4 separate regions of the Mus musculus genome follow, and regions 1, 2 and 3 are each linked to region 4. The links are chromatin loops, found by intact Hi-C in ENCODE. Cell type or tissue: heart. All regions are shown on one strand.

The links. A loop is a pair of places that touch in the nucleus more often than their neighbours do. Peaks named below come from ENCODE experiments on the same cell type or tissue, not always from the same donor. Only the 100,000 strongest peaks of a DNase experiment are listed, where the experiment ranks them.
Region 1: a loop joins it to region 4, with 4 times the contacts of the local background. A loop is called at or near these places in 13 of 42 quality-filtered maps.
Region 2: it touches region 4 in a loop (1.9-fold over the local background); 6 of 42 quality-filtered maps call a loop at or near these places.
Region 3: it touches region 4 in a loop (2.1-fold over the local background); 3 of 42 quality-filtered maps call a loop at or near these places.

Annotation. Positions count from the first base shown.
Region 1 is chr17:42,942,521-42,945,020 of GRCm38, reverse strand. No RefSeq gene overlaps it. Among named protein-coding and RNA genes, the nearest start is that of Cd2ap, 67 kb to the right of the region's middle. In heart, a CTCF peak has its summit at 1,411 (motif pointing right); a DNase peak (open chromatin) is centred at 1,500.
Region 2 is chr17:42,814,589-42,817,088 of GRCm38, reverse strand. Cd2ap (CD2-associated protein) reads left to right here. Exons shown (of 18, transcript NM_009847.3): 12 at 497-662; 13 at 1,002-1,144. Among named protein-coding and RNA genes, the nearest start is that of Cd2ap, 61 kb to the left of the region's middle. In heart, a CTCF peak has its summit at 1,553 (motif pointing left); no DNase peak of the experiment used is centred here.
Region 3 is chr17:42,926,277-42,928,776 of GRCm38, reverse strand. No RefSeq gene overlaps it. Among named protein-coding and RNA genes, the nearest start is that of Cd2ap, 51 kb to the right of the region's middle. In heart, no CTCF peak of the experiment used is centred here; no DNase peak of the experiment used is centred here.
Region 4 is chr17:42,874,588-42,877,087 of GRCm38, reverse strand. It overlaps Cd2ap (CD2-associated protein), which reads left to right and starts at 664. Exons shown (of 18, transcript NM_009847.3): 1 at 664-775. The coding sequence starts at 772. In heart, a CTCF peak has its summit at 1,342; DNase peaks (open chromatin) are centred at 387 and 1,257; H3K4me3 peaks cover 2,500 bases; H3K27ac peaks cover 2,152 bases.

The DNA.
Region 1 (2,500 bases), 68 kb before region 4:
AGTTCTAGAGATAGGCTACATGTATCAGCTTAAGTGCCTCAGCTAGAATCCGGCATGGTCTCAATGATAGAGATAGCAGAGGTTATTTGAGTTACTAGCCATCTCTGGTCCTGCTTGAAGGAGCCCCTGGTCATACATAATATGCCTTTATGTACCTGGACATACATAATGTAAGGATCATCTAGACTACTGAGTATCTTCAGGTCTGTGGTGGTTTGATTAGTTTTGGTCATTGAATGCTTGGCCCACATGGAATGGCACTAGTAGGAGGTGTGGCCTTGTTCAAGTAGATATGGTCTTGTTGGAGCAGTGTGTCACTGTAGGGGTGGGGTTTTAGATATGGTCTTGTTGGAGCAGTGTGTCACTGTAAGGGTGGGGTTTTAGGTAGCCTATGCCCAAACTCCACCCAGTGTGGAAAGAGAGCCTCCTCCTGGCTGCCTGCAGAAGACAGTCTCCTGGGGATCCTGATGTAGAACTCTCAGCTCCTTCTCCAGCACGTGTCTGTCTGCCCGCTGCCCTGCTTCCTGCCCTGATGACAAAGGAGCAAACCTCTGAAACTGCAAACCAGCCACAATGAAATGTTTGCCTTTAGAAGAGTTGTCTAGGTCATGGTGTCTCTTCACAGCAGTGGAAACCCCAACTAAGACAGGTCCCTGGTGTGGGAGCTTTATATGGCCTGGTCCTTCGGATAATGCAGATCACCAGGCTGTTAATCACCTCCAGCTCCCAGCCTTCTGGGTGGAAGAACAGGTTATACATCTTTCTCTTTGAAAAGACAACTCCTCGTGTTTAACAGTCCTGGTTTCCCTAGCAATCTGTAGGCACAAGGACCTTTGTGCTCCCAAACTCTTGAAAGATAACTTTTCTCTTCTCTTCTCTTCTCTTCTCTTCTCTTCTCTTCTCTTCTCTTCTCTTCTCTTCTCTTCTCTTCTCTTCTCTTCTCTTCTCTCCTCTCCTCTCCTCTCCTCTCCTCTCCTCTCCTCTCCTCTCCTCTCCTCTCCTCTCCTCTCCTCTCCTCTCTCTTCTTTTCTTTTCTTTCCCCTGACACTGGGTTTTTCTGTGTAATAGCCTTGGTTGTCCTGGAACTCACTTTGTAGACCAGGCTAGCCTTGAAGTCACAGAGATATGCCTGCCTTTGCTCCTGAGTGTTGGGACTAAAGGCCTGTGCCACCACCGCCAGCTAGCTGAAAGATAACTTAAGGACTGCTCTCTACTTTTTGACATCAGAACTCCCTCTCTTCAAACAAGACATTACCCCTTCTTGCATAAGGAAACCCTTACAACAAATCTCTTCTGGTTTCTTCCTCCTAACTCTTCCTCTGCCTGCGCTTCTAATTACCACTAACCTCGGCTAGGAGTAGAACTTCCTCTCCGCTGTACATAGTAAATACGTCTTGCATTTTCCATAGTGACCACTAGATGGCAACACTGGTCCAAATCAGTTCTCTTCTTGGCAGACAAGAGCTGGCAAGGAAATAAATCCACAATTGCTGCTTGACAAGCACTCTTAACCCGCGGCAAGTGTAAATTCATACACGTGTAAATGTCTAAGTATCTAAAGGGATACAAGCCAGGTCAGTAAACGGAGAGGACAAACCTTTCCAAGAGTATGGTGGCCCAAGCCTGAAATCCCAGCACAAGGGAGACAGAGTTCATGGACAGCTTTGATGAACACAGCAAATTCCAGTCTAACCACAGCTGCATAGTGATACTCAGCATATGAGAGAAAGAAGGGAGGAACGAAGGGAGAAAGGAAGGGAGGGGTGGGGGAGGGAGGGAAGGAGGAAAGGAGGGAGGGAGGAGGAGACAGAAGAGGGAGAGAGAGAGAGAGAAGGGATAGAAAGATAGAGACAGACATCTAACACAGAGACTCTGGTTGCTAACATTAACTTTTATTCTTACATGGAGGAATTGTCTGATATTTACATATCATTAGTATGGGGGAAGGGGATCGATCGGGCTGGAGAAATGGTACAGAAGTGGAGCAGCAATTCCTGCACTTGTAGGCGACCCAGGTTCCGTTTCCAGCACCCACACGGCCGTTCCCAATCTGTAACTACAGTTTCAGAAGATTCGGCCTCTGAGGGCATCACACATACCTGCAGGTAAACACTTCTACACTAAACAAACAAACAAACAAACAAGTAAATAAATAAAGTTTTTAACAAATCAGTATACTTGGGTGGCTGAAATGACTCGGTGGGTAAAGATGATTGCTTGCCTTGCCGAGCCGGACAACTTAACCTCTTTCCCCCTCCGTGGTCCACATGGTAGAAAGGGAGAAACAAGTCTTGAAAGTTTTTCTTTGACCTCCATAAACCATCAGACATGGGTATACGTCCACTGCGCCATAAATAAACCACTTGTCGTTATATAAAAATTGTTCCGTTTAACATCCCAACGTGACAAAGGGTAACAGTGAAATGCAATTTTGCTTCAATTTGTAACTACCACCTTTTAAAATGTGTTTTGTTTTGTGAGACAAGATCACTCTGTGTAG
Region 2 (2,500 bases), 60 kb after region 4:
CTAGGGATTTGAACTATGTGTACAGATGTTCTGTTAATGTTTGTGCTTAGTGCCTGAAACATAAGGAAATGAATATGCTATATGTAGTGTGATGTATGTAAGTGTTTGCTGCCTTTTTGTTGGTTTTTAACGAATGTGGCAGACAGTTATTCATAATACAGTTCTTTAAGCATTTTTGCACTATTAAGAAATATCTATTCATTGAATTACTTCATAAAATAGTGTTATCACTCCTAATAGCAAGCGAAGACTACTGGAAGCATAGCTTAAGAAAGCATGTGTTATTTCTAATCAGGTTTTTAGTGAGTTCTGGCTCCCATGGATCATTTTTTAAAAGGTTCTTAGACACATTAAAGTGCAACCGCCAAACAGTGCATACTTGTATAGAATATGAAGGTTAATAATGGTCTCTGCCTCTCGTTTTTCCAGCTGGCAATATGAAAAACAAAGCTAAACAAGTTTTTATTATTATTAAATATTTTTTTTTAATCATCAGATGAAAAATCACTGTTAGAACAGAAACCTTCTAAACCAGCTGCTCCTCAAGTCCCGCCCAAAAAGCCCACTGCACCCACCAAAGCCAGTAACTTACTGAGGTCGCCTGGAGCAGTGTACCCAAAGCGGCCAGAAAAGCCAGTCCCTCCGCCACCTCCAGCAGCCAAGTAAGCCGTTCCTAATTTAGAATTCGACGTCAATTAACTACCTTTGACCTACAGAGCTCTGTTACCTTTCAAAGTTTAAATATCTGTTCCCCGTACATTTATCTCTTTGTTAATTAATTTTGTTAAGTGTTAATCATATATTTAGAATAAATGAATGAAACTTTACATTTCTGATTTTGTTGTGATCAATTTTAGGGTTAGCTCATGTTTATGCATAGTTTTTCAGAACAGATGGAAATTAGTGTTCTGTTACATAAAATCTTTAATGCCATTACATCATTATTTAAAAGTTCTATTTAACCTCCAAGTGATTTTTGAATGTTTGTTTTCTCATTTCAGAATTAATGGAGAAGTTTCTATAATTTCTTCAAAGATTGATACTGAGCCAGTATCAAAACCAAAGCTAGATCCTGAACAATTGCCAGTTAGACCAAAATCAGTAGACCTTGATGCCTTTGTAGCCAGGAACTCAAAAGAAACAGGTAAGCCAGAATGGGCAAGATTAAAAAAGAACTCAGATGGATTTTAGAATCTTAGATTTGTGTATGCACCTTGCAGAAGTAAAGGATGGCAACTAGGTGAACTGGCTTAAAATTTAGTAGCCAGAGGACGATAGGTGGGCAGAACACAGTCCTGACTGAGCTGAGATTTCTTACTGAGAAGCAAAACATGAGTAGACTGACAGACATGCTTAGTACTTCATTATGTCTCGACTGTTATGTAATGACCATATCTTTTACATTTGTTGGAGTTGAGTACCTTTTGGTTTTTAAGATTTGAAAATGAGGAACTAGAGAGATGGCTCAGTGGTTAAGAAAAAGTACTGGCTGCTCCTCCTTAAACCACATGAGCTCACAACTGCCTGTAACTAGTTCAGGGGATCTGAAGCCCTCTTCTGGCTACAACCTGTACCTGCTTTTTAAAAAATACTAGGATGGCATAGACTTTCAGTGCTAGCAGTAGTTGTAGTTTATAAAACTTACAAATCTCTGAGCAGTGGTGGCGCACGCCTTTAATCCCAGCACTTGGGAGGCAGAGGCAGGCACATTTCTGACCAGCCTGGTCTACAAAGTGAGAGCCAGGGCTACACAGAAAAACCCTGTCTCAAAAAACAAACAAACAAACAAAAAACCCCCCAAAAACCTTAAAAAATCTATCTGGAGAAACCTGTTATCTACAAGAAAATATTTTTATTATCAGTAGGCTTCACGTTTACCAAATAGTGTTTCTTTAGATTTAGTTTGTTGGTTTGTTGGTTTGTTTTTTGTTTGTTTTTGGCCATCTTGTGTTTGTCCATTCTTCTGGTTCTCTATACAGTGGGAAGGTGGAGAGCTGGAAGCACAGACATCTTGGTTAAGTTCTACCTTTTAAGAATGTTAGAGCGTCATTACTTTGTGGAACTAGATATTATTTCATATAAAATTTTACATTTTTAAATTTCTTACATTTCTTAAAGGACTTTTTTACGTATGTTTTTATTTTTATTGTAACCCTAGGAAATAGATGCTGTTTCCTCCATTTTATATGATAACAGAGTGAGCCACAGACACATCAGTACTCTCAATCACCAATGAGGAGAATGCTACAGTCCGTGCATATAGAAAAGTGCTCTGATGGCTCTGTCAAAAGTCTTAGTGCCATAGAGGACTGTTGAGCTTCAGGCTCAACTTCAACAGTAACTACACTTTATAATCCCGTTTTTTTCTTGTTTCATTTCCATTTATCAATGCAAAGGCTTTATCTTCAGTTCACTTAATCAGTTGATTTTAATGTTTTATAAATCCCTTTGTCATATTTGGATCCACCCTTCTCTAGATGGTGCTACAGTACCAATATTT
Region 3 (2,500 bases), 52 kb before region 4:
GTATTAGTTTGCATGGTGCTAATTAGAATCTGTTATGATTTGGGCCAAGATACGGGTAAGCACACTCCTCCATGTCTTTTCTCATCAGTGCAGCTACAGGATTACCCCAGAATGCCTGGAGCACCTGTTTTAAAAGTAGACAATGGCAAGGTGGTAAAGAAAGGGTTAAACCCAGAACCTAAAATACCACTGGTCTGTGAAACTTCAATCTTCTTGTTTGGGGTTTTGCTTTCTCCTGTTATCAAAAGGTTTAGCTCTGAAAGGTGGACACGCCTGGAGAGGTTTGTAGTTCAGCAGTATAAATAGAGCCCTGCCCTAGTTAGGCTTGCTATAGCTGTAATAAAGGTCATAACCAAAAGTACTTGGAGAGGAAAGGATTTATTTGGCTTCTATCTCCCGATCACAGTCCATCACTGAGTGAAATCAGGACAAGAACTCAAGCAGAACAGGAACCCGGAAGCAGGAACTGAAGCAGAGGCCCCAGAAGAATGCTGTTTACTGATTTGATCCTTATGGCTAGCTCTGTTTGCTTTCTTAGGCACCCTAGGATCACCTGCCCAAAAATGGCACATCTCTGACGTGAGCCCTCCCATGTTAATCAAGGAAATGCCCCACCAGCTTCGACATGATGGAGGTATTTCTCCAATTAAGGGTTCCTCTTCCCAGGCAACTTATGTTAAGATGATTAAAACACCAAGTGTTTTAGGCCAATGGGAAAAAGTGGGAATTGGGCCAGAGATATAGCTCAGTGGGTAAGGGTGCTTGCTGCCAAACCTAACCAGATATGACTTCTTCTTCTTTTTTTTTTTTTTTTGGTTTTTCAAGACAGGGTTTCTCTGTGTAGCCTTGGCTATCCTGAAACTCACTTTGTAGACCAGACTGGCCACGAACTCAGAAATCCACCTGCCTCTGCCTCCCGAGTGCTCGGATTAAAGGCATGCGCCACCACTGCCTGGCTGAAAGAAGAGCTTTAATAGGTGACTCTATAATGCTATTAGTGAAATCCAGATGAGGTGGTGCGTTGCTGTGACCTCAGTAATAAAGAGGCTGCCACAGGAAGACTGTGAGTTCAAGGCAAGCTTGTATTGTACAATGAGAAACTGTCTAACAATTTTATTTATAAATGCTGAGTTCACTTTAATACTATATACACATGGACCTTGCCCCATCTAAAACTGTTGACAGGAGTTCTATTTATAATACCCATAAACTGGAAACAACCCACATGCTCTTCAGTGGGTGTTGAGTGAACGCACAAGCTGTGACATGCTCCTGTAATATGACTCTAGAAGACTTAAAGAATTTACCAGGTACACTAGCTTCTCCAGTATCAGGCTAGCCAGTGCGTAGTACACACGGGACAGGTCTGACAACCTCACAAAGACTTTGAGAACTGACTTGCTGTTTGACAATAGCACCAAGTGTGCATCGAAAAACACTAGCTGAATTTTCCTTAGTTTGCTGTCTGTCGCTGGAATAGAGACCAGGATCAAAAGCAACGTGGGGCAGAGAGTGGTTCTTTGGTTTACAAACCCCAGGTTACTGGCCATTGAGTGAAGTCAAGGAAAGAACTCAAGGCAACAACTGAAGCACAAACCTTGAAGGAATGGTATTCCTTATACCACCTTATACCACCTTAGCTTGCTACTTCTACATTTTAATACCACCAAATACCACCTGCCTCTGGGTGACATCACCCACAGAGGGTTTACTTGGTCTCTAACATCAGTCATTACTCAAGGAAATACCCTTCATACTGGGCATGGTGGCATACAATTTTAATCTCAGTACTTAGGAGGTTGAGTTCAAGAGCAACCCAGTCTACAAATCAAGTTCCAGGCCAGTGAGGGGCACACAGTCAGACACAGTTAGGGAAAGAAAAAAAAAGGAAGGAAGGGAGGAAAGAAGGAAGAGAAAATGTCCTACAAACTTGGCTATAGGCCAATCTGATGGTGGCATTTTCTCAGTTGAGGCTCCCTCCACTCAGCTGACTATAGCTTTTATTAAGTTCACAGAAGTTAATCAGCACAGGACCTAACTAGGTTGGTTGCTTGCTAAAACAAAGTAGTATTTGATGAGGGTGCTGGCACATGCCTTTAATTCTAGCATTTGAGAGACATTGGTAGGTGGATCTCTGTATGAGGCCAGCCTGATCTACAAAACAAGTTCCGGTCCAGCCAGAGCTACATACTGAGGATTCTAAAAGTATGACTTTATGTTTATGTGTGTCTGTGTGTACATGCCACGTGTGTGTGGGATGCCCTTGGAGGCCAGAAGAAAGATCTGAAATCTTCCCAAACATCACCACCAAATGGAGAAGAAATGTTTCAATGTGTGAGCCCGTGGGAGACATTTCTCATAAAACCATCATACTTGAAAAATAAATAAATAAATAAATAAATAAGTAAATAAATAAATAAATAATAAATAAATTCTGAAAAGAATCTTCTGAGCCAGACTGTGGTGGCACACACTTTTAATCCCAGCACCTGGAAGGCAG
Region 4 (2,500 bases):
TGACCCGCAGGGAACTCTGTAGGTGAACTGTGGGGTCCCCACATTTGCGGGGGGGGGAAGGGGACCCCGCCTTGAACTTCGAAGTTCTCGCTCCCATAGCTGTTCTCTTTTAGATCTCTCACAAGCGACACCTTTGCAAAAAAAAAAAATAAATAAAAAAGAAAGAAAAAAGAAAGTGGGGTAACCGGGGCTCATTTTGCAGAACCCCTTTGGTATCTGTATGGGCCGGGCAGCCAGCTGTGTCGTACACCCCAGGGAGACCAAGTGCCCGCAGCCCGCCACACCTGGAGGATGGTGGCGCGCGCCCCCGCGTGACGTCACCGCACCTGGCACCAGCTGCCGGAGCCTGGGTGGCGCGCGCGGGGGCCGCAGGGGGCGTGGCCGGGAATCCCAGATCGTTCTCGCGAGATTTCGCCCCAGCCGGGTCCCGACTCTCTTCACACTGGGCCCGTGGCTTGCCACCGCGTTCTCGAGCGTGGCGCGCTCCGCCTCCGAGGGAGCGGGTGCGGGCTGACCGTGCGAGACCCCGCCAAGTGCCTCAGCCAGCTGCGAGCGGAAGCGGCCCGGGAGCGTGGCTGAGTGCGCCCTGTGCTCAGGCGCGGACCCCGTTCTCCACCCCCCCTCCCACCCCCGCCTGCCGGGGCTGCGGCCGAGGCCGGGCGTGAGGAGCGGCCAAGCGCGCCGCGGGCGGATGGAGTCGCTTCCCCGCCGCGCCTGAGCCGGTGCACAGAAGGGGCCGCGGGGCCGCGCTCTCCCCGCCAGAGCCGCAGCATGGGTAAGCACTACCGCGCCGGCCACTGGGCTCCTCGCACGCGGGTCGGCTCCAATCGGGCTCTCCCCTCGTCGGTCCTTGTGCGGGACAGCGGGGCTCGAACCCGTGACCCGTTGCCCTGCGCCCTCTGGGAGCCCCTGACTTCCATGGGGGAGGGCGATCGCGAACTTGAGAAAGTGGCACTTGCAGCTCTGCTACTCGGTGGCTTGGTACAGATTGGTTTAAAAAAGAATGCACTCACACCCCCACATCTACTATGCACGCGCACACACACACACACACACACACACACACACACACACACACACACAGACATTTTGTCATAGAGAATTGGAAGCACAGGAAGAAACTTAATTCTCTTTGCGATCGGCTGGGCTTTTTGGCAGTGATTTGTGACTTCTCTCCCCTTCCTCTTTTCGTGGGTCAGTTTTTTGAAATCGTTTTTCCTGGTATTCGTCGTCTGCCTTGTCAGGTGTGTTGGCACCTAGCAGCGCGGCGAATTTCCTCCTCCTGAGGACTGGGTTAGGGGTTCGGTTATTCTAGGATTCCCAGTTGGAACCTCTGGAGGAGCTGTTTGCTGTTTCCTGTTTGGAGGGAGACTTCCTTCTTGGAGGCGAGCAAAAGTACCGGGGCCACAAGGTTGTTTTTCTGTGCGTTCTTCAGGTTTTCGTTTGGAGTCAGAGAGAGAGAGAGCAAGCGTCGCAGCGGACTTCTTTGAAAAGGAGTTTTGTTCAGTGGTGTAACAGTTCTTTTGATAAGTTGCGTCTGGGCTAGACACGAGCTCCCTCGAATGGTTATAATTTAAAAGTAAAGTAAAAGTATGTTTCTCCCCCGCCCCCCCGCCCCCAGCTTGGTGTTACCACAAGGCAAAAAGTGTAAGACCAGTATTTGGTTTTGTGGTATAAATCAGAAAGACATTATCACGTTCTCACTCCAGAGTCGATGCTGCTTAAAACCATTACTGAAATTAATAATTCAGGAAACTAGCGGATGATTTAGAAGCCCAACAAAAACAGGAGCTCTGCTGATGTGGCACCCCGTGCCCACACTTTGTTTTGTGGGAGACAAATTTAGCTAGTGTTTACAGACACTGGCTATTCTGTTTTCTTAGAGCTTCTAATTTTATTCTCCCTCCGCTTCCCTCCTGCTTTGTGTACCTTTTATACACCAAGTGCTTTTTGACTCAGGAGACAAACATTTGCTGTTAGGGACTTTGAAATGAATTCCTTTCCACTTGATTAGTTGAGTTTACGGGGTAATTGCAGGCTTATTCTAAAGCATCAAAAGCTAGCTTAACTGATTGGGATGAAAAGCTAAAATTAAGTATACAATTCTTATCTGTCTTAAGTCAGGATGCAGAATGTAATTAAACATCTTTTGATGGTCCAGAGTCATCATTTTGTGACTTTGAGTTGCTGTGAGCCCTTTTAACCACCTTGGATCTTGTATACTGTTGGACCAGGTGCTAAACAACAGACAGTTCTTTGCAGTTTGCAGTTATTTTAAGTACCCGTCCTTGGAACTGCTGGTTATCCGATGGGCTTGAAACTATGATTAGTATCGCCTTTCACCTTCCCCGTTCTCTCTCTCTCTCTCTCTTTTAAACCGTGGAGATCATTTAAATTTGTGATTTTTGCATAGGGGAAAATCAGTAGGTCTATACTTGAGTATAAGGTCTTCTCCTTCTCTCTTTCTGTCTCTGTCTCTTCACCTCCTCTCCCTGTCTTT